3 separate regions of the Homo sapiens genome follow, and all the other regions are linked to region 1. A link is an interaction called in ENCODE POLR2A ChIA-PET data of the cell type or tissue named here. Cell type or tissue: OCI-LY7. All regions are shown on one strand. Each heading gives the region's core, and the rest is flanking DNA. Links, peaks and the distances in the headings are about the cores only. Region 1 holds the start of MIR4496 (microRNA 4496). Region 2 overlaps SVOP (SV2 related protein). Region 3 overlaps USP30 (ubiquitin specific peptidase 30).

The links. Peaks named below come from ENCODE experiments on the same cell type or tissue, not always from the same donor. Only the 100,000 strongest peaks of a DNase experiment are listed, where the experiment ranks them.
Region 2: POLR2A ChIA-PET joins it to region 1 with 5 read pairs; 1 of 35 experiments calls an interaction of 5 or more read pairs at or near these places.
Region 3: POLR2A ChIA-PET joins it to region 1 with 5 read pairs; 2 of 35 experiments call an interaction of 5 or more read pairs at or near these places.

What each region holds. Positions count from the first base shown.
Region 1 is chr12:108,635,573-108,642,179 of GRCh38, reverse strand. It overlaps MIR4496 (microRNA 4496), which reads right to left and starts at 6,370; the gene lies at 6,310-6,370. It overlaps LOC105369968 (a long non-coding RNA gene), which reads right to left. Exons shown (of 3, transcript XR_007063449.1): 2 at 5,943-6,607; 3 at 1-5,785. In OCI-LY7, for the core only: a CTCF peak has its summit at 3,929; DNase peaks (open chromatin) are centred at 3,719, 4,369, 4,739, 6,409 and 2 weaker places; H3K4me3 peaks cover 4,578 bases; H3K27ac peaks cover 5,000 bases.
Region 2 is chr12:108,926,236-108,934,448 of GRCh38, reverse strand. It overlaps SVOP (SV2 related protein), which reads left to right. Exons shown (of 16, transcript NM_018711.5): 11 at 178-254. It also overlaps the pseudogene RNU6-361P. Among named protein-coding and RNA genes, the nearest start is that of DAO, 50 kb to the right of the region's middle. In OCI-LY7, for the core only: no CTCF peak of the experiment used is centred there; a DNase peak (open chromatin) is centred at 4,078; H3K4me3 peaks cover 633 bases; H3K27ac peaks cover 1,075 bases.
Region 3 is chr12:109,057,846-109,066,058 of GRCh38, reverse strand. USP30 (ubiquitin specific peptidase 30) reads right to left here. Exons shown (of 13, transcript NM_032663.5): 3 at 7,951-8,133. It also overlaps the pseudogene RNA5SP372. Among named protein-coding and RNA genes, the nearest start is that of USP30-AS1, 8.0 kb to the right of the region's middle. In OCI-LY7, for the core only: no CTCF peak of the experiment used is centred there; DNase peaks (open chromatin) are centred at 3,188 and 3,828; H3K4me3 peaks cover 2,144 bases; H3K27ac peaks cover 5,000 bases.

The sequences.
Region 1 (6,607 bases), core at 1,608-6,607:
CCACTTCAGGACTCAACTTGGAAGGCAAGTAGACAGGTCTATTCTGCTGTCAGAAAAAATCTGCACACTTGAGCTTGGGCACTCACCACCGGGTGCTTAGTTTTGTTCTTAGAGTAGCTTCCTCACACTGATCTCAAAGAGTAAGTGGACTTTTGGGGAAGGACTTCCTGGTGGGTTTGGAACAGAACTGGGGAGAAGTGGCTCAAAGGCCCCCAGGCAGTTGTGGGGGCAGAGAAAGCTTTGGGCTGCCAGAGAGGAGCAGTCATCTGTGTCTCCGAGGGGAAGAGCAGGGAGCAGGCCTGGTTACAGTGGAAAGGGATCACACACAGGGTGCCTGGCCCCCAAAATGCTGCGGAACGTGGTTGGGGCTGGTTGCCAAGTTTGTCCAGGCTCCTCTCCACTGGGTGTCTCTCAGGCCCCCAGCAGCAGGGCTCCCTTCCCAAGAGCCCTGTGCCTCTCATCGCCCATTTCCTAATCTCTACCCCACTAGGTAGGGTTGCATTCGTCTTGGCATTCACTGAGTGAGAACTTGCATTTACAGTGAGAGTGTCACCGAGCTGGAGAGAACTGTAATGGAGCAAGTGACCCCTGGTCCAGCCAGGAGAGGTGCTCAGGCTAACACTTAGTGCCTTGAGGGAGTTCAGCAACAACATCCAAGCTTGGGGGCTCTAGTGATGAAGTCTGAGAACTGGGAAGTGCCCCATCCATGACAGGGAGCTGTTGCAGCTTCATTTCCGTGCAGAGATGCTATTTGGGTTGTGGAAGTTGGAATAATACCTCTTGGCGAACAAAATCCTGGGCTGCTTATCACCATCCCCACCTACAGCTCCCCAAATGCAAAATGAGTTCTTACCACCCTGAGCAGTGTCTTCAGGAGGCAGTGGCCTAGAATGCCTCATAAACCACAAGGTGGAGATTCCATCTGGGGATCTGGCCACCTGCCAGGTGCCTCCCCATGTAGATAACAGTCTAGTGTCCGAACAGCCTTGTAGCTGGTTTCTCTGCCTCCAACCGCCTGTTCCCTGTTTTGCTTCTAGAGTGATGTTTTCTGTCAAGGTCTCTGAAGGAGACACAAGTGATTATCCCTTTTGTCTACAGGAGGAAGTTCATGCTCTTCCACCTCTGAGCCTCCTTGACTCCCATCTCTTCTTGCGTATCCCACACCCAGGCTCTGGTTTCACAGTGCATCCATATCCCAGCTACTTCTCACACCTGCCCGGTGACTCCCCCAGCCTGTGCTCCCATCATTTCTGCGTGGACAGAGCCTCTCTATTAGCGTTCTCCAGAAGAAGAGAACCAATAGGGTCTGCGTGGGGGAAGAGAGAGAGAGATCGGGATGTATTTAAGGAATTGACTCATGATTATGGAGGCTGCTAAGCTCCAAGATCTGCAGTCAACAAACCAGAGAGACCCAGGAGAGCTGAGTTTTTCAGTTCAGATTGGAAAGCAGCTAAAAACTGATGTCCCAGCTTGAAGGCAGGCAGGAGTAATTCCTTTTTTTTTTTTTTTTTTTTTTTGAGATGGAGTCTCTCACTCTGTCGCCCAGGCTGGAATGCAGTGGCACGATCTTGGCTAACTGCAGCCTCCACCCCCTGGGTTCAAGCAGTTCTCCTGCCTCAGCCTCCCAAGTAGCTGGGACTACAGGCATGCGCCACCACGCCTGGCTAATTTTTGTATTTTTAGTAGAGATGGGGTTTCCCCATGTTGGCCAGGCTGGTCTTAAACTCCTGACCTCAGGTGATCCTCCCACCTCGGCCTCCCAAAGTGCTAGAATTACAGGCATGAGCCACACGCCTGCAAGGAATTCCTTATTACTCAGCCTTTTTGTTCTATTCAGGCCCTCAACTGAATGGATCCACCCACCCACACCAGAGAGAGCAACCTGCTTTACTCAACCCACAGATTCAAATGTTCATTTCATCCAGAAAACCCTCACAGACACACCCAGGGTAACGCGTGACCAGATATTTGGGCACGCCATTGCCCAGTCAAGTTGACAAGGTTAACAGTCACAGCTTCCTAACCCAGCTTCCCCCACCCACTTGAATCTGTTCTCAGAGCTGCAGCCATAGTCACCTTTTCAGGTATCAAGGTGGGGGAAGACATGCTAAGGCCCATGGGCTAACTCCAACCTGCCGGAAGCTTCTGTGTAGCCCACAAGCTAAGAAGGCTTTTTACATTTTTAAATGGTTGGGGGAAAAAACAATATTTAGTGACAAGTAAAAATGATATGAAATTCAAATTTCAGTGTCCATCAGTAAAGCTTATTGGAACACACTGTGCCTTGTCTGTGGCTGCTTTTGCTCTATACTTGAAGAGTTGAGTAGCTGCAACAGAGATCGTATGGCCACAAAGCCTAAAATATTTACTGTGTAGCCCTTTAAGAAAAAGCTCATTGACCCCTGTGTCTAAGGCTTCAAACCCTCCATGGTTTCCCATCCCACTCAGAATAAAAACTAAATCCTCACCACTGGCTTAGGAGGCCCCGTGTTGCCTGCCCTGCCGCCCCTCATCCTCTCCTGATGTTCTCTTGTGTTCAGGAGGCCTTCTACCCCTGAGCTTCGCAGGTGCTGTTCTCTCGGGAGTGCCCATCCTTTCCCCACCTCCAGTGTCTGCCCTTCCCAGCACTTCACCTGACCCCCATATGTAAATAGTGCCCGTAGCACCTTAGTAGCACTGATAGCTGATCTATCATCTCATTGGAGTTTTGAGTGTCTTCCCTGAATTGAATATAAGCCGCATGAGGACAGGCACTGGTTTCCTTCACCAGGATCCCCAGAATCTGGCATGATGTGCCAATCAGTACTTACTGAAAGACTGAATAGTTGAAAATGTAGACATTATCTGGGATGGGAGCACATATTGCATTATCCGCCCAGCGGTACTTTGCTCACAGAATAAGACTGTCCCGGAGCACAGTCAACTCCAGGTGACCTATGAGCCCCTTGGAGCCACCATCAGTGGCATCAGATCTGGGTTTTCCTTTATGGGGGCCTGGGAGTTGGGGAAGCCAGGGACCACGCAGGCAGAGCAGATACACAGTGATGAAGAAAGGGCTTCTGGGTCCCTGTAGCTCCCCGAGTCCATGCCTAAGGTCCAGCTTTATTTCTGATCTTAAATTCCACAAAATATCCCAGGACTCCTATTGCCAGGCCCCTGGCCTCCTCAAACAACACCAAGGTCTCTCCCCTAAAGACCCCTTCCCAGGGGTCTTTGAGGCCAGGTGATTGAGGATGTCTGCCAGAGGCATGGATTCCTTCAGCCACTACCCTCTGGGGAAGAATCACGGAGTCTGGAGTACATTTCTAACATTTGTTTGCCCTCTGGCCTTCCAGGTCTGGGACCAGCAGCGCTGGCTACCCCCAGCCCAAGCAGACCCAGTGAGCTGGGGAGCCCCTGTTTTCTTCCACTCTGGAGGAATGGCTTCATGCTGCAGTCTCCAGCCCAGAAACTGGTTCCTAGTGCCGCCCAGATTGGCAGCGAAAATCTGGGGCCGAAAGTGAACTCCCCAGAGCTCTGTTCCCATTTGAGAAAGGGAATTGAATCCTGGCTGGAGCAGGCCCACAGTGGACCATTTCCCCTTTGGATGATTCAAATCAGCAAGCTGTAGCCCGTGAGCCCCCCTAGCAGCAGGGGAACGGGGGAGGGCAGGCAGCTGGGCGTGACTTCCCCTCCTCCCTTCTGGGCCTTGCTTGCGAGCAGCTCTGTTCTTATTCTATTTCATGAGACCGTTGCTTTCATTCGAACAAAAGGTCCCATTGTGAGTAAACTGAAAAGACCACTGCCCTGAGAAACAAGCGGCACAACCAGCAAGACTCTTGCTTTCCTCGGAGGAAGGAACAGGCTTTTAATGGGCTTTGCAGTCTGGCTGGGCTCCGGTCCGCCTGTGCCCTCCTGCGCCACCAGGGAGCCTCAGTTTCCTTGGAGGGACAGTGACCACTGGCAAGGGAGGTGGGATTCTATAAGCGACGTCACCCCTGTTTTCCCCATTTTTAGGGAAGCGGACACAGGTTTGCATAGGAAGCCAGCACCTGGTCGGGGAGGGATAACAGTTCCTGACAAGTTACACATAGATTATAAAATCTCAGGCTATACCTGGCCTGTCAGTTATAGTCCTTGCCTAGCCACATATGTTCAGGATTCCACAAATGTTTAATTTTTCATTTTCTTTAATAACTGTACTGTTGACCAACCTAAGCTTGGTAAATACCAGGCTGAAGCTAAGTTGCGCTGGCTTTTGGCACCCAAGCCTCCAAGCCTTCCTCTCTTTGTCTCTATAATATGAGGCTTTATTACAGCTGTGCTTGTCACTGGTGGGAACAGTTCCCCACCCCGAAACAACAAAGAAGCAAAACGCAATTAAATAGACCACTGCACACATGCAGCTGTACAGGCTGTGGTGTTGCCTCTGGGGACTGGGGACCACCATGAGGCTGCAGGCATTTTCATCCATCAGCGAATGGAAGGAAGACTGAATTTAGTGCACGGATGATCATTTAAGTATAAAGAGGTTATAGGTTGTTTGTTTGAATACCAAATCTCTAGTTGCTCAGGATCCACTTGTAAGAGAGCTCCAAGTAGGGGCCCAATGAGCCATGTTTTTGCTTTAACATGGGGCTGTTCCAACAGTAGCAGGCAGTTAGTTACAACCAGGAGCACATTTTTCTCAGAAGACCCATAAACAGCTCTTGCTTCCTAGGCTAGCCCACTACTGGGCTCCAGTGTAGAGAGGAACCTAACACCCACTGGCTTTGCTGATTGCAATTCCTGCTCCACACCCCAAGCAGGCTCACACGGTGTTGCGAGGAGGTGGGGAGAACTGGGTCCTCTTAGACCAATCACAGCAGGCAAGGTCTGCAAGGAGGAGCTGGAATCACTTATATATTGAACCAATATTTATTGTGATTGAATGCAGGCTCTTTCATAGGACACCCTAGGTTCAGACTCTGGCTTTGCCACTTACTAGCTCTGTGACCTTAGGCGAGTTTCTTAACCTCTCTGGAACATTTTTTTTAATCTACAAAATGGGGATACTAATAGTACCTACCTCATGAGGCAGTTGTAACAATTAAACAAAGTAGTAGACCAGGCATGATGGCTCATGCCTGTAATCCCAGCACCTTGGGAGGTGGAGGCCGGTGGATCACTTGAGGCCAGGAGCTTGAGACTAGCCTGGCCAACATGGCAAAACCCCGTCTCTACTAAAAATACAAAAACTAGCAGGCCATGGTAGTGAGCACCTGTAATCTCAGCTACTAGGAAGGCCGAGGCAGGAGAATCACTTGAACCCAGGAGGCAGAGGTTTCAGTGAGCTGAGATCGTGCCACTGCACTCCAGCCTGGGCGACAGAGTGAGACTCTGTCTCAAAAAAAAAAAAAAAAAAAAAAAAAAAAAGAAAAAAAAGTAAAATAGACATCATTATATACATTTTTTCTATATACAAATATAGAAAAGAAAATATATTTAAAAGGAAAGGGGCATTAATAATTATGCCACCCAGAGATAGGCACCGTCAGCATTTCTTTCAGTCTGTCCTCTCAGCATGCAAGCACACTTGAATTATGCTGTTTATATACTTCTGTGCCCTCTCTTTTCTACCTAACAGGTCTTGAGTGCTTTATAAGCATTCAGTATAAATATAACTTTCATGCCTGCGTCACATTCCATCAAGGGACAGGTTTCTGTAGTAGGGGAGTCTGTGTTTTTTCCCAATATTTCTCTCACCTCAGATATCATTGCTTCAATCTTGGAAGGCAACTTGGAGTATTTTTCTTGGGCTTCATTCCTAGAAGCAGAAACATATTCACTTTGAGTCTTTGACTCTCACAGATGTCAGGTGCGGTGAAGTGTGGTTTTATGGTCTTCACACAGACGACATACACCAGATTTATCTTAGCAATATTTGCTCCTCTGAGAAGGAAATTTCACTGCTCAAGTCTCACCTTGAAATAGATTACTTGGAGCTGGGCGTGGTGGTGTGCTCCTGTAACAGCTACTGGGGAGGCTGAGGCAGGAGGATTGCTTGCTTGAGACCAGGAGTTTGAGGCTGCAGTGAGCTATGACCACGCCACTGCACTCCAGATTAGGCCACAGAGCAAGACCCTATTACACACACACAGAAGAAATAGCTTACCTGCTGCTAAGCTACTCCTTTTTCCTTACATATAGTAATTGCTGATGTGCTGGAGCTCACCGTTCAGCCTGCACCATCCCAGGCTAGGGGTTAAGATCAAGAACATTATTTCATGTGCCTGGACTTGAGTCCTGGCTCTGCCATTACTCTGTGTGCCCTTGAGCAAGGCACATTCTCCCTCTCAGCTTCAGTTTCCTCATTTCTAAAGGCAGCTTCGAGGATTATATGAGCTGATGTATGCAAAGCACCTACCACAGGGTCTGGCATTGACCACAGGCTCAGGAAACGTTAAGCGTTTGTGTTGTGAGGCTTTGCAGGTGATGAAACTATTCAACTCTGCCGCTGCAACGTGAAAGCAGCCAGAGACAATATGTTTACACCAATTAGTGTGGCTGTGTCCCAAGAAAACTTTATGAAAACGGAATCTCGAATTTCGCACAGTTTTTATGCATCACAAAACATTTTCCAACCACT
Region 2 (8,213 bases), core at 1,399-6,398, 290 kb before region 1:
GATGCTTTTTTACCTACCATCTTCTTGCTCAAGGTCCCCAGTAAAGCCCCCAAAATCCCAGTGAAGCCCAAAGACTGGTCCCTGCTGCTGTAGACATTGGCCCTTCCCAAGGGGGTAGGGAAAGGGGACTGGTGTTCCTCTGATCATTTCTTTACCTTTCTTGCTTTCTCCTGGCAGGTTTTCCAATGCATTCTCTTACTACGGGTTAGTTCTACTCACCACAGAACTCTTCCAGGCAGGAGATGTCTGCGGCAGTGAGTATCTTGGTTGTCTTTGCCAGCTAACTACTCCCACACCCTCGGCACATACACAGTCATGCACACACTCCCACCCCAGGCTCTGCCCTTAAGGGATTGGCCTTGTACTACTTCTGTGGTTTCCAAGACACTCTGTAGAAACCTGGACAGTCTTGTCGCGATGGAGCTAATCTTAGAGGAGCCACATCTTATGTCAGGGTTTGGGCTCTGAAGTTCGCACTGTTAAAACATAAACCAAGGCACATTAAAGAAAAACAGAGGTAATTTTGAAGAGTTTATCTGAGCGGACAGCGATTTATGAATCAGTAGAAAAGAGCTGAAGAAAACAGAAACAGGGAACAAAAAGCAGGTGGGTTGTTTCAAAGTGACTTTCCTTATTGGATTAAAACAGAGCAGATTTTCTTGTCAGCCAGCTCAGGTAAACTAGGCCCCTTCACATGGTTTGCTGTGAATCTTCCTTTTCAAAATTATTATTATTAAATTTATTATTATTATTTTTTTATTTTTTATTTTTGACGGAGTCTTGCTCTGTCGCCCAGGCTGGAGTGCAGTGGCTTGATCTCAGCTCACTGCAGCCTCCGCTTCCTGGGTTCAAGCAATCCTCCTGCCTCAGCCTCCCAAGTAGCTGGGATTACAGGTGGCACCACCATGTCTGGCTAATTTTTGTATTTTTTTTAGTAAAGATGGTGTTTTGCAGTGTTGGCCAGGCAGGTCTCAAACTCCTGACCTCAGATGATCTGACTGCCTTGGACTTCCAAAGTGCTGGGATTACAGGTGTGAGCCACTGTGCCTGGCCTATTATTATTATTATTTTTGAGACAAGGTCTCATTCTTTCACCCAGGGTGGAGTGCAGTGGCACAGTCATGGCTCACTGCAGCCTCCACCTCCTGGGCTCAAGAGATCTTCCTACTTCAGCCCCCAAAGTAGCTGGGACTACAGGTGCAAAAAGAAATAGCATGTTAGTTAAATTTACTTATTTATTTATTTATTCACAGAAAAGAGGCTGAAAAGTTGCAGGCCAGGCGTGGTGGCTCGTGCATGTAGTCCCAGCACTTTAGGAGGCCGAGGCAGGTAGGCTGAGGCCAGGAGTTAGAGACCAGCCTGGCCAACATGACAAAACCCCGTCTACACTATAAGTACAAAAATTAGCTGGTTGCGGTGGTATGTGCTTGTAATCCCAGCTACTCAGGAGGCTAAGCCAGGAGAATCGCTTGGACTCAGCAGGTGGGGGTTGCAGTGAGCAGAGATTGCACCACTGCACTCCAGCCTAGGCGACAGAGTGAGATTCCATTTCAAAAACGAAAAAAAAAGAATTATATTTGGGAGTAAAATATTTTGATTTCCCTCAGGGTCTGCTGTCTGTTGAGTGATGTTCTACTAGAGTCAAGTTGGAATTTGGTATCTGATTGCCACGAAGAGTCTGTTTTGTCGGTCTTACGATCTTTGTTTTAATGTTAATGCTGGTCAGCTGTGCCTAAACTCCAAGAGGGAGGGGGTATAAGAAGGAGGTATGTCTGAACCTCCTTCCCATCATGGCCGGAATTCAGTTTTTCAGGTTTCTCTGGGGTCCCCTTGGCCAAGAAGGGATTCGTTCAGTAGATTGGGAGCTTAGGATTTCATTTTTGGTTTGCAGTTAAGTTACTCTTAACTGATTTCAGTTTGCTCGCCTAGGACCCCACAACACTGGAGCTGTCTCAGACTAATGGCCTCTCAGTTAATTTTTTCTAATAGCATTACTTTTTCTTTTTTTTGAGACAGGGTCTTGCTCTGTTACCCAGGCTGGAGAGCAGTGGTGTGATCATAGCTCACTGCAGCCTTGATCTCCTGGGCCTAATAGTATTTTAAGGTGAAAATGTAATATAGGTTAAAATTATGGCTGGGTATGGTGTCTCACACCCATAATCCTAGCGGTTTGGGAGGAAGAGGCAGGAGGATCACTTGAGGCCAGGAGTTCAAGAACAGCCTGGACAACATGGCAAGACCCTGTCTCTACAAAAAATTTAAAAAATTAGCTGGGCATGGTGGTGTGTGCCTGTAGTCCTAGCTACTAGCTGGGAGGCTGAGGCAGAAGGGCTGCCTGAGCCCATGAGTTCCAGGCTGCCGTGAGCCATGATTGTGCCTCGGCAATCCAGCCTGGGTGAGAGCGAGACTCTGTGTGTGTAAAAAAAATAAAAATAAAAAAATAAAATTATCATCGCAAATCCCCTAAAGAGCCCTCACGAAGTATAGTACTCAGAGCTTTATGGATATGATCCTGAGCAATAATTCTAATGTGCACATTAAGTTTGAGGACCAAGTTGGCTCTCCACCACGGCCACATAACAGACTCACCCGGGAAGCATTTTTTTTTTTTTTTTTGAGACGGAGTCTCGCTCAGTCGCCAGGCTGGAGTGCAGTGGCGCAATCTCGGCTCACTGCAAGCTCCACCTCCCGGGTTCAAGTTATTCTCCTGCCTCAGCCTCCCGAGTAGCTGGGACTACAGGCGACCGCCATCACGCCCAGCTAATTTTTTGTATTTTTTAGTAGAGACGGGGTTTCACCATGTTGGCCAGGATGGTCTCAATCTCTTGACCTCGTGATCCACCCACCTCGGCCTCCCGAGGTGCTGGGATTACAGGCGTGAGCCACCATGCAGAGCCGGGAAGCTTTTAAACAGTGCCCAGACCCATTTAATCAGGACTTGGGAGAGCAGGTGGAGCTCAAGCATTAGTAAGTTTTAAAAGCTCTCCATGTGATTCTATTGTGCAGCTGGAGGTGGGAACCTCTGGACAAAAAGAAACAAATGCAAAGAAAAGTCTATATGCTTTTTTATGCCTGTGCTTTTAAGCCATTCTGACTTTTAAGATAACACTAAATTCTCAGCATTGAACTCAGGTTAGAGGATAAAAGAATCAAGTTCCTGCTTGTGTTCGGGGTTTGCCCAATTATCTTTTATATTAGGCCTCTATAATCATAGTTAATAGTTTTGTTTATTGGTATAAGGATTGAGTGAGGTAGTGGAGTCCCATCTCACTGTGGGGGTGTGGGAGAGTCTGTGTTAAATGCTCTGCTGATGTGCTTTGATTGTAGAGTCAATCACAGGGTTTGGTATTGACTGAGCACAGATTGCCTCTCCTAAGAGTAGAATGCTTAAGCTAAGCATCCTAATGCTTAAACTAAGGATTCAGGGGAATGTCGTAAAACAGGGGTTAGCAATCTTTTTCTATAAAAGGTCAGGTAGTAAATATTTTAGGATTTGCAGGCCACATAACTCTGTTGTTTGTAGCAGCACAACAGTGGACGGCATATTGTTAAATTAAGTCCAGCCTAAAGCTGCCTCCTTGCATATTTTAAGTTCAGCCTAAAGTTTCTCCATACATAGTGAGCTGTATGAACTGTAACCTAACTGGATGTGTGAACAGACTGTAATCTACTCTTGTGCCAATCGCTGATTTCCGCCACTCAAAAGCAGTCAACTCACCAGGCGTAGTGGCTCATGCCTGTAATCCCAGGACTTTGGGAGCCGAGGTGGGAGGATCACCTGAGGTCAGGAGTTCAGGACCAGCCTGGCCAACACGGCGAAACCCCATCTCTACTAAAAATACAAAAATTAGCTGAGTGTGGTGGCACATGCCTATAATCCCAGCTACTCAGGAAGCTGAGGCAGAATTGCTTGAACTGGGGAGGCTGAGGCTGCAGTGAGCCGAGAAGACGCCACTGCACTCCAGCCTGGGCAACAAAGCGAGATTCTCTCTAAAAAAAAAAAAAAAAAAAAAGCAATCAACTGTTCAAACTCTATTCAAATAAGGCAAACACTGAGCTGTAACCAGTCCAGCAATTTCTGTATCTCACTTCCGTCTTCTGTTACTTTCCTGTTTCTGTCCATAAACCTTTAAACACTTGGCAGTACCAGTCTGTCTCTGACCCTATTCTGGCTTGGGGGCTGCCTGATTCACGATTTACTGTTTGTTCAATTAAACTCTGTTACATTTAATTTGTCCAAGGTCTTTCTTTTAACAATATAAATGAACAAGCATTGCTTGTGTTTCCATGCAAATTTGAATTTTGGGTCATTTTTATGCCTCATTATTTCCTCTTCTTTTAATTTCTAAAAATCATTCGAAAAAAACATTTTTAGCACATAGGTCAGGCAAAAAACAGGCAAGGGACCAGATTTGGTCAGAGTTTGCCAACCCCTGTTGAAAAGCTCTCTCTTATACCTGGGTGGGAAAGTAAAACTGTAGAACAAGCCCACAGCTGGAAATTAGGAGACCTGGGTTCCAGCACCAAGTACCTGTGTCACTTTGGGCAAGTCATTTACTTAGTATGTATTTTCTACACGCCAGGTACTGGTCTATGTGTCAGTGTCCAAAAAAGCCAGAGCTGGACAGAAGTGAAAGCAGTGAAGGAAAATTTCATTTAGTAACAATTGCAATAGGAGGAGAGAGACCTCAGTATAGAACTGGGCTCCTTTCTGTATACGCAAGTATTCAAAGTGGGGATTTATAGCCAGGGAGCAGGGTGGGGGAGTCAGTGGATGGAAAATTACTAAGAGGAAATGTCAAGGATAAGATGGTTTCTGGTTAAACCGACTTGATAGGATTATTGCTGGGCCAGGCTCATACTCGTAATCCCAGCACCTTGGGAGGCAAAAGTGGGAGGATTGCTTATGCTCAGGAGTTCAAGACCAGCCTGGGCAACATAGTGAGACCCCATTTCTACAAAATGTAGAAAAAATTCGCATGCCTGTGGTCCCAGCTACTCAGGAGGCTGAGGCAGGAGGATTGTCTGGGCCTGGGGAAGTCAAAGCTGCAGTGAGGTGTGATCACACCATTGCATTCCAGCCTGGGCAACAGAGCGAGGCCCTGTCTCTAAAAATATAACTAGCTAACTAACTAACTAACTAACTAAATAAATAAATATTTAAAAAGGACTATTGCTGAAGGCAAGTATAGGGGAGGAAGCATATCTTTCCTTCTATTCATCCTGGTTTTATGACTGAGGCCCCTATAACAAAAGACAGATTAAGAAAAGCATATGAACGTATTTCATCTAAGTTTGATGTGGCATAGGAGCCTTCATAAGGAAAGGAAGACCTGGAGAAATGGTTAAGCCTGAGTATCTTTGTGCCAGATTTGATGAACAGTGGAGAGTCGTAGAGAAATATGACAGGACGAAGAGTGTGACCTAGTGGTAACAAACTGGGGGAAAGTCAGCAAGGCCTGTTCAGATTCTTTTCTGTCCCTGTGTCTTTGGAGATAAGGATTTTCTTTTTCTCTGGGTATAGGCAGGGCACCTCTCACCTGAGGGTTTTATGATTTGCTTCAAAATAAAGTCATAAAATGGCCGGGCATGGTGGTTCATGCCTGTAATCCCAGCACTCTGAGAGGCTGACGCGGGCAGATTGCTTGAACTCAGGAGTTCGAGACCAGCCTGGGCAATATGGTGAAACCCTGTCTCTATCAAAACTACAAAAACTGAGCCGAGTGTGGTGGCGTGCATCTGTGTTCCCAGCTACTTGGGAGGCTGAACTGGGAGGATCGCTTGAGCCTGAGAAGCGGAGCTTGCTGTGAGACGAGATTGTACCACTGCATTCCAGCCTGGGTGACAGAGTGAGGTTCTGTCTCAAAAAAAAAAAAAAAATCAGAAAATCCGTCTGGGTTTTATGACCTGCTTCAGGGGTGAGGGGCAAAGGAAGGTCAGAGGCCCCTTCTCCACATGCTGTTTCTCCAATTATTTTGACTTAAAATATTCAAAATGCCAAGGTGCCATATTTGAGGGTTGGCATGTCCTGAACCCCATCACAGGCCAGGGTGATAAGAAATCAAGGGTGGGGGGTGAGGAATTGGATCAAAAATATCAAAGGTGTGCATTTTCGCTAGACTGATTCAGCAGTATCTTGTCAAAACTAGACAGAGCCCAAGGGTGAGGATGAAATTTTAAAAAGACTCAGAGGAGCCTGACAAAAGTTTGGTTAAAATGGTGGGGGTCAGGGGGGTGTGGGGGTTGGCTGCGCATGGTGGCTCACACCTGTAATCCCAGCACTTTGGGAGGCTGAGGCAGGTGGACCACTTGAGGTCAGGAGTTTGAGACCAGCCTGGCCAAAATGGTGAAACTCATCTCTACTAAAATACAAAAAGTAGCCAGGCATGATGGCATGTGCCTGTAATCCCAGCTACTCGGGAGGCCAAGTCAGGAGAATTGCTTGAACCCAGGAGGCGGAGGTTGCAGTGAGCCAATATAGCACCACTGCTTTCCAACCTGGGCGATGGTATGAGACTCTCTCTCAAAAAAAAAAAAAAAAGAGTTTTTTGTCAGCTGAGCATGGTGGCTCATGCCTTTAATCCCAGCACTTTGGGAGGCTGAGGCAGGTGAATCACTTGAGCTCAGGAGTTCAAGACCAGCCTGGGCAAATGGTAAGACCCCATCTCTATAAAAAGTACAAAAAAGTAGCCTGACTTGGTGTGCCTGTGGTCCCAGCTACTCAGGAGGCTGAAGTGGGAGGATCACTTGAGCCTGCAGGTGTGGAGGGTTGCAGTGAGCGAAGATTGTGCCACTGCACAATCCTGCTCCAGCCTGGGCAACAGAGTGAGAGCCTCTTTCAAAAAAAAAAAAAAAAAAAGAGAGAGAGAGAGTCTTTGTCATTAGAATACGTCAGTGAATTCTAATTACAAAAGACAAATATTTCTGCCCTGTGGGCTTATATTTGGGGGGAAGGGGAGACAATAGCATGATGAGAAATTATATAGTATATTACAAGGTGATAGATGAGTTAAAGGAAAAATTTTAAACAAAAGGTAAAATCATGCCTCTCGTACAAATATAAAATTAATACATGACAGACTTCAATTAACTCATTAATTAATAAATGAATCAGTTAAGAATTACTTAAAGTCTGAGTGTGACCTATTTGCAAGCTGACAAGTTAGCCTTTCACAGCTCCCACAGGTGCTAGCAGAGGACACAACACTCCTGGGTCAGAGACAAAGGACCATATTACTCATAGCAATTGCAGTAGCCAGAGTATCGGCATTTTCCTACACCAGTTCCTCAAGCCCCCAATCCCCCAGGGTAACATGAAGAGGGGCAGGCAATACCAACAAAAGTATTGAGTTGTGTAACAAGAGAAGATCCCTGAGCTTAGGGAACCCCAACCTTTTATACTAGACAGTAAGCATGCCTGTCCTTTGCTCTGGAGAGAGACATTTTATCTTCGAAAGCCATAAGCAAACTACTATTTGAGCCAAGGGGAGACATTCTCTTTCTTCCAAGGCTGTTTGCTAAACAAATATCCTTGAAAATATAGTCCAGAACAAAGGTAGTCAGCGCATCTACTCAAAACATGCAGAAATGTCAGAGACCCAAAGAGAATTGTCTACTAACACAAATAAGAGGGTACAACTGGTTCAAAGGAGAAGTCAAAGCAAACACATATACAGGCAATCAGAAATGCTGAAGTGAATTTACAATTAGAGGCAAAACTGGTCAATATGTATAGGGCAGTCAACTGCATCACCACCAGGCACTATTTGCATTTCTATGTATTAATACTAGAATCATTTACATTACTATCATTTTTCTACAACATAGCTCAAAGACAATGACAGGTGAAGGTAACCTATAAAGGTACAACTACAAGACATTTTTGCCCATTTCAAAGTCTTTCACACATGCTTACTTCAGCAGCACATATACTAAAATTAGAACAATACAGAGAAAATTAGCATGGACTCTGCACAAGGATTCCATGCAAATTGATGAAGCATGCCATATTTCTGTGGATTGGGTTAAGAAAATATGGTACCAGTACACCATGAAATACTACACAGCCATAAAAAAGAACAAAATCATGTCCTTTGCAGCAGCATGGAGGCAGCTGGAGGCCATTACCCTAAGCAAATTAGCACAAGAACAGAAAACCAAATACGACATGTTCTTACTTATAAGTGGGAGCTAAACATTGGGTACTCATGAAC
Region 3 (8,213 bases), core at 1,670-6,669, 420 kb before region 1:
GCTGGTCTTGAATTTCTGGGGTGAAGTGATCTGCCCACCTTGGCCTCCCAACGTGCTGGGATTACAGGTGTGAGCCCCTGTGCCTGGCCACATCTTAGGCTTTGTGGACCACATGGTCTCTGTTGCAACTACTCAACTCTGCCACTGCAGCACAAAAGCAGCCATAGATGTAAAAAGAAAATAACATTTCAGGACCTTCTAAATGCATTATGCCAAGGGAAAAAGTGCTGGAAACAGTCATGTAACACAGCTGCTTTTCTTCTCTGGCGCATGGCCACTGCTTCCTGACCTTTGTGTTGAGATGTTACACGTTAACCAGACTCCCTGTTCTTCCCTCAAACCTAGGCTGAATGGACTGGAGATAGAGATCCTTGTGATTATTACCTCTTTACAACAGAATGGTAGGCAACCCCCTAAGAGTGTAATCCATAGTAGCCAATCAAATCTTACATCTGTATGTTAGCCATTGTATGGAAAATGTTATAATTCTGTTCAGTACCTCCGTTTTTGTCATATAAATGATCCCCACTTTTCCCCACACTGGGAGCACTGATCACCATTTCCTGGGATTTGTGTGTCCCCAGACAGCCGCCTTCACACTTTGTGCTTCAATAAACCCTTTTAGCTGGATCTCGAACTCTTTGATTATTTGAGGCTGACATAGGCAGTACCTAAACAAATGGACATGACTGTGTTCCAATAAAACTTTATTGACAAAAACAGGTGGTGGGCTGGATTTGGCCCATGAGCCATCAGGTGCAGACTCCTGATCTTGGCCACCCTCCTTCCCAGCATGTTACACTAGACCAGTACTGCTAGAGTGTGAGAGAAAAAAATACAGAAGCCTGCCTCTCAGTGCAGTTTCTGGAAGTTCAGTGACTCCCAAGATACAGTAGGCCAGCCTGTTTCTTCTTTCTGACTTGCCGTCAATGGGCTTGAAAGATTCCTTTAAAGCCCAGACTTCTGGGCTGCTCTGCCTATGAAGTAGCCATTCTTTTATTCCTTTACTTTCTTAATAAACTTGCTTTCACTTAAAAAAATAATAATAAAGTCCAGGCTTCTGCATCAGTGTGTATATACCCTGGGGCTAGCCCTTTCCCTCCCAGGACAAAGGGAGCAGGGTTGGGAAATGAACCACATCTTTCTCCCATACCCCTCGGGCAGCCCTTCTGTTAGCTCCCCCCACCAACTACCCCCCAAAGGAAAATTTTAATGCCTCCTTTAACCCAACTTTGTCTAAAATACTATGGGGCAATTTGGCAATATCTACTAACATTTTCATATTGTACAATCCAGCAATTTTACTTTCTCAATCCAGCAATTTTTTTCCTAGAGAAATGCATGCTTAGGTGCATAAAGGGATATGTATAAGGATGTTCACTGTAGCCTGCTTATCTTGACAAGGAGCTGGAAGCAAATGCCTGAATAAACTGGGGTGTCTTGACATTATGGAAACTATGCAGCTGTAAAAGTGAATGAGGCCAGGTGCAGTGGTCTACGCCTGTAATCCCAGCACTCTGGGAGGCCGAGGTGGTTAATCACTTCAGGTCAGGAGTTCAAGACCAGCCTGGCCAACATGGTGAACCATCAACTCTATTAAAAACAGCAACAGCAAACACCCAAAAATTAGCCGGGGGTGATGGGTGCACACCTGTTGTCCTAAATACTTGGGAAGCTGTGGCAGGAGGATCACTTGAACCCTGGAGGCAGAGATTGCAGTGAGCTGAGATTGCATCACTGCACTCCAGTCTGGGCAACAGAACAAGACTCTGTCCCAAAGAAGAAAATAAAAGTGACCAAGGTTTGCAAATCACATCTGATAAGGGATTAATACCCAGAATATATGAACTCAGAACTTCTAAAACTCAACAACAAAAAACCAAACAATGCTGAGCGTGGTGGCTCATGCCTGTAATCCCAGCACTTTGGGGGCCTGACACAGGCAGATCACAAGGTCAAGAGATCGAGACCATCCTGGCCAACATGGTGAAACCCTGTCTCTACTAAAAATACAAAAATTAGCTGGGTGTGGTGGCATGCACCTGTAGTCCCAGCTACTCAGGAGGCTGAGGCAGGAGAATCGCTTAGAACTCAGGAGGCGGAGGTCGCAGTGAGCTGAGATGGCGCCACTGCAATCCAGCCTGGCAACAGACTGACTTCTCAAAAAAAAAAAAAAAAAAGAAACCCAATTCAAAAATGGGCAAAGGACTTGAACAGACATTTCTCCCAAAAAGATAGACAAAATGGCCAATAAGCAAATGAAAAGATGCTCAATATAACTTATCATTAGGGAAATGCAAATTAAAGCAATTACCATACCATTAGGATGGCTACTATCAATAAAAACAGAAAATAATATCTGTTGGTGAGGAGAAACTGGAACTTTTATGTATTGCTGGTGGAATTATAAAATCGTGCACCATCTGTGGAAAACAGCACAGCAGCTCCTCAAAAAATTAAACAGAATTACCATTTGATCCAGCAATTCTACTTCTGAGTGTTTACAGAAAATAACTGAAAGCAGGGAATTTGGACACTAATGTTCACAGCAACATTATTCATGATAGCCAAAGAATGAAAATAAGCCAAATGTCCACTGACTGACAGAGGGACAAACAAAATGCTGCATATACATGCAACAGAATATTATTCAGCCTAGGCCTGGCGTGGTGGCTCACGCCTGTAATCCCAGAACTTTGGGAGGCTGAGGTGGGCAGATCACTTGAAGTCAGGAGTTCAAGATTAGCCTGGCCAATGTGGTAAAACCCCGTCTCTACTAAAAATACAAAAAATTAGCCAGGTGTGGTGGTGCACGCCTGTCATCCCAGCTACTCGGAAGGCTGAGGCAGGAGAATCACTTGAATCTGGAAGGCGGAAGTGGCAGTGAGCTAAGATCGCACCACTGCGCTCCAGCCTGGGTGACAGAATGAGACTTTGTCTTAAAAAAAAAAATAGAAAGAATATTATTCAGCCTTAAAAATGAATGAAATTCTGATACATGGTATAACATGGATGAACCCTGAAGACATTAAGTGAAATAAGCCAGTTACAAAAGGGTGAATATTATATGAGTCCGCTTAATGAGGTACATCTTATAAATATGAGGAAACTCATGACTTAATGAGGTCTGAGTCAAATTCAAAGAGAGAGAAAGTAGGGCAGTGGTTACCAAGGGCTAGGGGGAGGGGAGAGTGGGAGTTACTGTTTCATGGGTACAGTTTCAGTACGGGATGATGAAGAGTTCTAGAGAGGGATGGCCGTGACTGCTGCACAACAGTGTGGCTGTACTTAATCTACTCAACTATATGCTGAAAATGGTAAATTTTATGTTATGGATATTTTGCCACAATTTAAAAAGTAGGCAAAGGATATAAACTAGCAATTCACAGAAGACAAACTATAAGACCAATACACTCAAAAAAGAAAAAAAAGGCTGGGCGCGGTGGCTCAAGCCTGTAATCCCAGCACTTTGGGAGGCCAAGGCGGGCGGATCACGAGGTCAGGAGATTGAGACCATCCTGGCTAACACGGTGAAACCCCGTCTCTACTAAAAATACAAAAATATTAGCCAGGCATGGCGCCTATAATCCCAGCTACTCGGGGGGCTGAGGCAGGAGACTAGCTTGAACCCAGGAGGTGGAGCTTGCAGTGAGCCGAGATCATGCCACCGCACTCCAGCCTGGGCGACAGAGCGAGACTCCGTCTCAAAAAAAAAAAAAAAAAAAAAAAAGTGAAGGAGGTAGAGCTACATGTACTAAAATGGACGCTTCTCTAATGTATTATATTTGGCCATGTAAATCACCAACAGAACAAAACAATATACAGGCCAGGTGTGGTGGTTCATGCCTGTAATCCCAGCACTACGGGAGGCTGAGGCGGGTGGATCACCTGAGCCCAGGAGTTCAAGACCAGCCTAGGCAACAGTGTGAAACCCCATCTCTACTAAAAATACAAAAATTAGCCAGGTGTGGCAGCACGCACCTGTAGTCCCAGCTACTTGGGAAGCTGGGGTGGGAGGATAGCTTGAGCACAGGAGGCTGAGGTGCAGTGAGCCGAGACTGCACCACTGCACTTCAGCTTGGGTGAGACCCTGTCTCCAAAAAACAAAACAAAAACAAAACAGAAAACAAAAAAACCTACAATATATAATTTCTATGGATGCATAGAAATGTATTCAAATGCACAGAAAAGGGTCTGGAAGGATTCACCTATAGCTTCCTTTTGGGAAAGGTGGAGGGGAGCAGGGTTGAGTATTGATAAAGGGGACTTTGGCCTTCTCTGTAATGCTTTAATCTTTTACAAAGAGAACTGATTCATGCATTACTTGTATAATTAAAAAATTATTTATAGGCCAGGCATGGTGGCTCATGTCCGCAATCCCAGCACTCTGGGAGGCCAAGGCAGGCAGATTGCTTGAGCTTAGGAGTTCGAGACCAGCCTGGGCAACAAGTCAAAACCCTGTCTCTACTCAAAATACAAAAAATTAGCCAGGCCTGGTGGCATGTGCCTGTAGTCCCAGCTACCTGGGAAATGGAAATGGAGGATTGTTTTGGGCCTGGGAGGCAGATGCTGCAGTGAGCTGAGGTTGTGCCACTGCACTCCAGCCTGGGCGACAGACAGAAGAACCCTGTCTAAAAAAAAAAAAAAATTTTTTTTTTTTTTTTTAAACCAAAGTTAGAGACATTGGAAAGCAGAAGCAGAGAAATGAGCAGACATCCTGGGACAGCAGCCCAAGGATGGCTCTGGCTCCCAGCACTGGGTCCCATGTGAAGGATAAGGGCAGTGCTGAGGTCAGGGTTAGGATAACTCATGTGGACATTTCAGCTTTCACAAAATCTTTGGAGTGGTGTTTTTAACCCATTTCCCATTTGCCCCAAGAATACTCCTGTCTTTAATCCTAATGTAACATCATATACATTTCTGTTACATTAGGATTAGAGACAAGTTCTATTTAGAAATAACTCCCATGAACATGGCTGGGTGCAGTGGCTCACCTCTGTAATCCCAGCACTTTGGGAGACCAAGATGGGAGGATCACTTGAGGTCAGGAATTTGAGACCAGCCTGGTCAACATAGCAAGACCCCATCTCTATTTTTTTAAAAAAATTAAAAAGGCCAAGCATGGTAGCTCACGCCTGTAATCCCAACACTTTGGGAGGCCAAGGCAGGTGCACCACTTGAGGTCAGGAGTTCGAGAGCAGCCTGGTGAAACCCTGTCTCTACTAAAAATACAAAAACTAGCCAGGCGTGGTGGGGCATGCCTGTAATCCCAGCTACTCGGGAGGCTGAGGCAGGAGAATTGCTTGAACCTGGGAGGCAGAGGTTGCAGTGAGCCGAGATCCCGCCACTGCATTCCAGCCTGAGTGACAAGACGAGACTCATCTCAAAAAAAAAGGAAAGAACTCCAAGAACAGTTTTTCTATTTTCGCATTTAAAATCAGTCAGATTTGCTTCGGCCTCAAAGAGCATGTTTACGTAAAATTAGATGAACGCTGGCAGCGAGTTGCACATTTTTTTTTTCTAAACCAGGAATGGGCTAAAAAAACAGGATAGTAAAAGAAATTATTCCCAAGTCACCTCTTCCACAGAAAAGTACACTTGCTTCATAAAGATTTCTGTGTCAAGCAGAGCTCACATGGGAAAATACCTCAGTGAAGCACGATTTAGCTGAATGTTTTTTAAATCCAATTTTCTCCTTACAGTGAGAGCAATATATGCTTATTGTTAAAAGTTGAAGTATAGTTTTTTTCCAAAAATGATTTTAAAATTACCAATGACTGCACAATACCAAAATGGCCACTGCTAACATTTCAGCATTTTTCAGTCCAGTCTTTATCTGTGGAAGTTCCTACCTTGATGAAGTCAAATTATATTTTGTACGCTGCTCTTTAAATTTAATATTACAGCCTATGCCCTCACCCAAATTAAAAAAAAATTTCATAAAAGTGATTCTTAATGGCTGTATGCCATCGATTACTTTATCATTTTCCCATCTAAGTGCTAGCCAACCACTACCCGGCTTAGCTTCCGAGGTCTGATGAGATCAGGTAAGTTCAGGGTAGTATGGCCACAGGTGATTGCTTAATGATTCTGTTTGATATCTACATTCTTTCCTTTTGCCATTATAATTAGGTGTTGGAGATCTTTGTGCATACATTGCACTCTGTATAATACCCATGGAATGTCAGCAGATTTTATGAAGAAAAAAAACAGTTCTACAGTCAAAAAGTTGGTTTAAAAATGAAGTTGGGCTAGGTGCAGTGGCTCACGCCTGTAATCCCAGCACTTTGAGCTGAGGCAGGCAGATCAGTTGAGGTCAGGAGTTCGAGACATGTCTGGCTAACATGGCGAACACTGTCTCTACTAAAAATACAAACATTAGCCGGGCGTGGTGGCATGCAGCTGTAATCCCAGATACTAGGGAGGCTGAAGCAGAAGAATCGCTTGAACCCGGGAGGCGGAGGTTGCAGTGAGCTGAGATCGTGCTACTGCACTCCAGCCTGGGCAACAGAACAAGACTCTGTCTCAAAAATAAAATAAAATAAAAATAAAAATGAAGTTGGGGCCAGGCGTAGTGGCTCATGCCTGTAATTCCAGCACTTTGGGAGGCTGAGGCAGGCATACCACTTGAGGCCAGGAGTTTGAGACTAGCCTGGCCAACATAGTAAGACCCTGTCTCAACTAAAAATGCAAAAAATTAGCTGGGTGTGGTGGCACAGACCTGTCATCCCAGCTACTCAGGAGGCTGAGGCACAAGAATCACTTGAACCTGAGAGGTGAAGGTTGCAGTGAGCTGAGATTGTACCACTGCACTCCAGGCTGGGAAAAAAAGGTGAGACTCTGTCTCAAAAAACAAAAACAAAAAAAAGTTGGGTAGGTTATTTCTTAAAACCTTTACCAAGCCAGTGTATATTGTGACTCTCCAAGTTGGGGGCTACCATTCAGCCATTCCTAAACTTGTTTGCTTTTAGACTCCATTTTTCAGGCTAGTTAAGTCACAATCTACGTTTCTAACCATTTTCATAAGGCGGACTCCCAGACATGGAATTACTGGGTCAAACAGTACTGAGTATTTCGCAAGCTATTATTGTGTAGTTCCAAACTGCTTTCCAGAAAAGTGGCACTAAGTTACACCCCTCTCAGCGGTGTATGGATGTATTGTCCAACAGCTGGACAGGGCTGCAAATTTGTTTTTTAATCTTTGCTGACAGGCAAAAAACAGCATTTTTATTTTGTTTATACTTCTTTGATGATGGTCGAGTCGAACATTTGAGTTTGTTAGCAATTTGTATTACTTCTTTTGTGAATTACCTTATTTTCTAGGCTAACGGACATTTTTTTTTTACTTTAATGTTTTTGAAACCAGAATACTTCTTACGATGAAACTGTTTATGTGGCAGTGGATTTCTTTCCTTCCTTAAAAAGCTGTTATTAACTTGACAATTTAAAAAATAAATGGTTCCATCTTTGATTTTTTTTTTTTTTTGAGACGGAGTTTCGCTCTTGTTGCTCAGGCTGGACTGCAATGGTGCGATCTCAGCTCACCGCAACCTCCGCCTCCCGGGTTCAAGCGATTCTTCTGCCTCAGCCTCCTGAGTAGCTGGGATTACAGGCATGTGCCACCATGCCCAGATAATATTTTTTGTGTTTTTAGTAGAGATGGAGTTTCTCCATGTTGGTCAGGCTGGTTTCGAACTCCTGACCTCGTGATCCACCTGCCTTGGCCTCCTAAAGTACTGGGATTACAGGCATGAGCCACTGCACCCGGCCTCCATCTTTGATTTTTAAAAAATACTTGTTTGTATCTATTGGGCTCTTGGTGTTGTTTATTCATAATGATCTGTATGATCTTTTCCTACAATAAGGTATTAACTCTTTGTTATAAGAGTCTCTGTCATCTGGACTTCTTTGAAAAGGTACATAATTCCCTTGAAATTCCCATCTAGATACCTTTCAGAAGGTGCAAGAGTGTTAAGGATAAATACTGGTGTGAGGGGGGCTCCTTCTGATCCCTGGAGTACTGGGAGGTGAACTCTTCCAGCCACCTGATGAAAGCAGGACAGGCAGACAGGCCTTGTAGCAGGGAGTTCATGAAGCAGGTGTTCCCTAAATTAACAAGGCCAGGCACAAGCCCTAAAAAAAAAGCAGGGGGAAGAAGAGAACAGTATATCACATTTGATCAATTTCTCTCCCATGTGGGACCCAGAGTTCCT